2 separate regions of the Homo sapiens genome follow, and region 1 is linked to region 2. A link is a loop called in an ENCODE intact Hi-C map of the cell type or tissue named here. Cell type or tissue: gastrocnemius medialis. All regions are shown on one strand. Each heading gives the region's core, and the rest is flanking DNA. Links, peaks and the distances in the headings are about the cores only.

The links. Hi-C counts contacts between places; a loop is a spot of excess contacts. Peaks named below come from ENCODE experiments on the same cell type or tissue, not always from the same donor. Only the 100,000 strongest peaks of a DNase experiment are listed, where the experiment ranks them.
Region 1: it touches region 2 in a loop (4-fold over the local background); 1 of 110 quality-filtered maps calls a loop at or near these places.

Annotation. Positions count from the first base shown.
Region 1 is chr7:55,548,593-55,551,504 of GRCh38, reverse strand. All of the region lies in intron 1 of VOPP1 (VOPP1 WW domain binding protein), which reads left to right. Among named protein-coding and RNA genes, the nearest start is that of VOPP1, 22 kb to the left of the region's middle. In gastrocnemius medialis, for the core only: a CTCF peak has its summit at 1,270; DNase peaks (open chromatin) are centred at 481 and 1,264; H3K27ac peaks cover 2,500 bases.
Region 2 is chr7:55,969,247-55,972,158 of GRCh38, reverse strand. All of the region lies in intron 1 of NIPSNAP2 (nipsnap homolog 2), which reads right to left. Among named protein-coding and RNA genes, the nearest start is that of NIPSNAP2, 6.1 kb to the right of the region's middle. In gastrocnemius medialis, for the core only: no CTCF peak of the experiment used is centred there; DNase peaks (open chromatin) are centred at 928, 1,368, 2,107 and 2,508; H3K4me3 peaks cover 964 bases; H3K27ac peaks cover 2,500 bases.

The DNA.
Region 1 (2,912 bases), core at 297-2,796, 420 kb after region 2:
GTGTTTGTGCATTTAATTATTTGCGTCTGATGGGAGAATTGACTTTCGAGGCATGCTTTGGGGAGCACTCAGAACCCGATTTTGAAGGGAAAGCATTTTGTGCTGTTTCAGCCCTGCTGGACGTATTTGCCAGCACAGGTGTACGGTGTGCACGTGGGGTTCTGGTGCTCCACGCCCTAACATTCCAGGACATTGCTTTGATGTCAGTGAAAACTTCCATTGACTCTAGGAGTGATGAAACAGCAGCAAGCATGGCAAATAGGTTTATTTCACATGAAGCCTTGCTTGTCTTCTTGGTAGCGACAGCCTGGAGTGCCTTGCTGTAGAGAAGTCTGGAAGAATGCTATGGCTGATGAGGGAAGTTATGTCTGCGGGATGGTAGGGCTCATGGTTTGTTGTTTTCTCTGCATAACAGGGAGATAATTTGCCAACCCAACCAGAGCACTCAGTGTCTTCATGCTGTCATGTGCCCCTTCGCCTGTCACCATGCCCTTCCCTCTTCTCGGGCTGTCCTGTGTGTCTCTTAGTTCTCATTTTAGATACAGCCTTCTCCAGGAAGCCTGCCCTGATTCCTTCAAGCCAGTGTAGCCTCTGACTCTAAAATTTAATTGCTTTATTATGAAAATAAGCCTAATGCATTCTAATTGTGGAATAATTGGAAAGTAGAAAAATATACAGACACGAAAATAGGTCATGTTTTCCTTCCAGCCATTTTCTGCGCAATTTTCATACACTGGTCGTTAACATATACTCAATAGTGCATCCTTCTGTCACGAGCATTTCCATTCCGTTAAAAATTACCCATCAGCCTGTTAGCGGCTGTATAATCCTTCGCGATAGGGCTAATGGTGGACTCGCGAGTGCCCCTGACATTGAGTATTTAATTTGTTCCCGTTTTTATATATTGTAAGAATGCTGAAATGAACATCTTTGTACATTTTGGACTTTTTTAAAGGATGGATTTCTAGAAATAGAATGCCTAGACCGGAGCTTACTGACAGATTTAAAGACATCTGATATATATTTCCAGACTGCAAACTTTCAGAAAGCTTTTTTCAAACCAAATTTATATTCCCTCCAGCAGTGTACGAGACCATGGAGTTAAATATTCTATCATTGTTTCTTAGGGCAAAAATAAGTGTTGCCTGTGTTACAAGGTTTGGATCTTCGCCCTTATTTATGTACACTTAGGTACGTTTGTTTACAATCTGTGTTGGCAGATTTTCTCTCCAGAGGGTGGCACCTGCCAGACTGCGGCACCTAGTGGCTGCTGTTGGGCTGGTGTCGCACCTTCGGCTTTTATGGCGGCTTTATTGCTATTCCAGGAAGTGGATTCTGCCAGGAGTCCTTGGACTGATGCAGTGAAGGAAATGCTGTTCCTTTTCCCAGGCGCTGGCATTTCCAGGACCCTCCCTTGTTCTGGGGAGTAGCGCCTGTGCACGGCTGTGCAGTCCCCTTGGCCCGGCCTGTGGTGGCACTCAGGCTATCATGCTGAGGAGAGGCCTGGCTCATGAAGTGGATGACCAGGGACTGTTGGTTTTCCTGGTCCGGGTAGGCAGTCTCTGCAGTGACCATGATGGGGATGGGGGTGGGAAAAAGTCTTTTTCCAAGCAAGATTTGAGAGCACCGCTCATGGAGGAGGGGAGCAATGGCATTTTAATATGTGAGATTTTTGTAAAGGGGGATCTCTTGTAGAATGTGTGCATACTCTCTTGTATGGAAAGAAGGAGGTGTTCTTTGTCTAAGTGGATGTGTGCCTAGAACGTACTGTTTGGGGAAAGGATGTAGATGAGCTTAGATGAGCTTCTGCTCATTGCAGGTGCTTCCTCCGCTTGTTTCTGTTCCCAGGGTAACTGCCCAGGGCCCAAGGTACACGGCTGGTCGCACTGCAGAGTGTCCGCCAGTGTGTCCTGCTCCTGCCGGCCACCTGCAGCAGATGGCTGAATGTGGAGCAGAGCCTTTTTTTGACAGTGGAGAAAGGGAAAAGGTCTCTGTGAAAGATTGAGGTCTGGTTCAGTCTCAGTCGCAGAAGCAGTGTTTCAGGTTCACTTGGTTCTTCAGCTTTTGTCCAGACTCCAGACTGGCTACGGATTTGGGGGTCTTAGGAGAAATTAAGCCATGGGCCCGTGCATGTGCCATCAGTCTGCCTAGTTCAAGGGAGTCTGTATGCCTGATCGTGAGGGCCACTTGCCCTGAGAGAAGGGCAGATTATTGGGAAGCTTAGACCCCTTGTTCATCTTTTTGCCCCATGACTGTCTATGTAAATGGCCCTTGGATGCTTTCAGTGTTTTGGAGTGGTTTATGATTAACTGGTCCTATCTCCCCTGTCGAACCTTTAGGTAATTTAGGCGCATTTGGAGTACCTGGTCTCTAGCTGCCTGGACTGCCCATTGTCTGTTGGCAAGCCTCTTGGAGTGTTGTTTTCACTGCTAGACACGCCCCTACCTGTTTTTCCCCTGTGTTTAAATCTCCCAACTTCCATGCCTCATAGGTGGGTCTGCCCTCAGGCCCCGTGCCTCCAGATGGCCAGTCTCACTGTGGTCACCCTGGGCTCTTCCTAGATATAAATGATGATAAAACAACATCCCCCCAGGGTGGATTTTGTTGGGTTTGGGAAATGCTGGGATCTCATGATCCTGCAATGCCTGTTATAGAACCCAGTTGCTTGCCAGTTTTCTTTCATCTTTCGTCTACTTATAATCTACAGAGCAAGAGTGCTGGTGATTATGGACTATATTTCCCAGATTTCTGAATGTAGTCCTGGGCCAAGAGGAATGTGGTAAACCCAAGCACAAGGCTAGTAAAAGTAAAGATGGTTAGAGTCCCTTAGAAAGTGTGCATGAAAGAGAGCTTTGTACTCCCCAGTAGCAGGCGTGTTCACCCACACCCATGCATCTTGCTGGATGGCCTGC
Region 2 (2,912 bases), core at 164-2,663:
AATTTTTGTATTTTTAGTAGAGGTGGGTTTTCACCATGTTGGCCAGGCTGGTCTTGAACCCCTGACCTCAGGTGATCCACCTGCCTCGGCCTCCCAAAGTGCTGGAATTATAGGTGTGAGCCACTGTGCCCAGCCAATTTCTGTGTTTATTTTAGATTTTAAGTTCATTAAACAGAAATTGTGTCTACAATTTTTTTTGTTAAATAAATTGTAAAAGCTTAGGAATAACAATTATGAACAATTAAGAAAGGGATATAATAAAAAGTGTCTAAAAATACTGACTAGGGAGTTTCACTTAAAATAAGAAATACTAAAGCAATGACTACTAATAGTTTTATGTATATCCTTCCAGAAATACAGAGGCAAACATATATTATGTATATTTATAGACAGATAATATTTTCACTGATAAAGGATGCCTTTGAAATAAAAATCACCCCAACTGAGCATTTATTTCATATCTCAGAAACACCAAAGTCAGCCTGGGCAGCATAGGAAGACCCTGTCTCTACAAAAAAAAATAAAAAGAGTAGCTGGGCATGGTGGCTCGTGCTTATGGTCCTAGCTACCCAGGAACCTGAGGCAGGAGGATCGCTTGAGCCCACAAGTTCAATGCTGTAGTGAGCTATGATCATGCACTGTACTCCAGCCCGGGCAACAGAGCAAGACCACCTCTAAAACAAACAAACAAATAATAATACCAAAGGGATTCCCCTTTGGGTGGGTACAATGAGGTAAGGGATGTGACAATGCTAGTAATCGAAAAATGCAGAGCAGGGGGTGAGACTAAATCAACACAGCACACACAAAAGAACCTGAGTGGCATTTGCTTGTGAACTTGGGCAGCAATCGTCTTGACAAATGAAAAACAAGCCGGCCAGTACTACCCCCAACCGTCAAACTGAAATCTTTGAGTGTCAGGTGACCAAAGCTGCCTAACATGCCCAACCTATCTAGTCATTCGAGTCGCAGCTATGCCAACGGCTGCCCAAATGATAAGATCTGGCTTGGGCCTGGGTTCTTAACTGACAGTGACAATCGCCAAGATGGTAGGGGGCACTTTCCAGAGGATAAGGAAGGGTGCACTATACAAAACACTAGACTTGAAATCAAGTCAGCATTCTATGCCGGGCTCTATGGATACAAAGATAAACCAGATGCCAAGCCTATTCAGTCTCACAGGAAAAACCTATCAGTAAACAGCCAGAGTGGCCACAGATGCTGTAAACTTAGACATACACTGCAAGAGCTCAAGTGAACCCACCATCAGCTTGGCCTGGGAGGTGCAGGAGGGACTCCAGTAGGGGCACTCTGGCTCTGTTTTGGAGGGCAAGCAAGACAGGTGGAGAAGGCAGGTGCTAATTCCAGTCAATGGGAACAACATGTACAGGGACATGGAGTCATGACACTGAATGGCATATGTCTGGAATGGCAAGCTGTTTAGCAAGGCAGAAGAGCATGTGGGAGGACCGTGAGGGCGAGGCGAGGGCGACTTTATTCTGTGTAGGGTGAGATGCTGTCAAGTTTTCAAAAAAAATATAAGTGTCGGACAAGCGCAGTGCCTCATGCCTGTAATCCCAGCACTTTGAGAGGCCGAGGTGGGCGGATCATCTGGGGTCAGGAATTCAAGACCAGCCTGGGCAACATGGCCAAACCCTGTCTCTACTAAAAAATACCAAAAAAATGGCCAGGTGTGGTGGTGGACGCCTGTAGTCCCAGCTACTCGGGAGGCTGAGGCAGGAGAATCACTTGAACCTGGGAGGCGGACGTTGCAGTGAGCCAAGATCACGCCACTGCTCTCCAGCCTGGGCAAGAGTGCAAGACTCCGTTTCAAAAAAAAAAAAAAAAATCTAAGTGTCAAAAGCAGCCTGGCAGGAGCGTGGTATATGGCTGCAGCAACAAAGGCCAGGAACATGCTTCCTGGGCACCCTGGCTGCCATGCCCAGCAGCACCAGGTATGCAGAAGGCACTCAATAAATACTCACTAGATGGTCTGGGGTTAAGATGGCAGTGGGGATGAAGAGAAAGGAGTGCATTCAGAAGAAGCTTGTGAGTGCTGATCAGGCGGGGAAGAGGAAACTGAAGAAGGGAAAGGACTTAACGCTGAGACCACAGGATGAGGCAGCAGGAGCACACCGTGCTTCATTCATATGATCTTTTTTTTTTTTTTTTTTTTGAGACAGAGTCTCGCTCCGTCGCCCAGGCTGGAGTGCAGTGGTGGGATCTCGGCTCACTGCAAGTTCCGCCTCCCGGGTTCACGCCATTCTCCTGCCTCAGCCTCCTGAGTAGCTGGGACTACAGGCGCCCACCACCACGCCCGGCTAATTTTTTGTATTTTTAGTAGAGACAGGGTTTCACCATGTTAGCCAGGATGGTCTCGATCTCCTGACCTCGTGATTCGCCCACCTTGGCCTCCCAAAGTTCTGGGATTACAGGCGTGAGCCACCGCGCCCGGCAATATGATCACTGTTATTTACAGACTGTGCACTACACCTGTCAGCCACTGACGATGCACAGATGAACCTGGCCCTGACTTCACGGGAGCTCAGTTTGCTGGTGAGGGCAGACAGACAAACACGATCACAACTCAAACAGACAAGCTCTTCAATGATGACACAAGGAAGTAGGTAGCTGTTGTGGCATGGGTAAGGGCAGCCTGGGGGCCTGCTCTAACGAAGTACCTGTTGAGTGGAAGACTGGAAAGAAGAGGAGCAGATGGTCAGGTAGATACCCATGGAAGGGAGATTCTAAGCAGAACCAGTGAAGGCCAAAGACACAAGTGTGCAAACAGCACCAGCATTTGGAAGCACAGACCCGGGGGAGAGAAGAGGTTGACAGACCCATGCCAAGAAGACTCCTGCCTTAAAGCAGCAGCTCCCTGACTCCCCTCCCCACCACCACACTCCATCCAG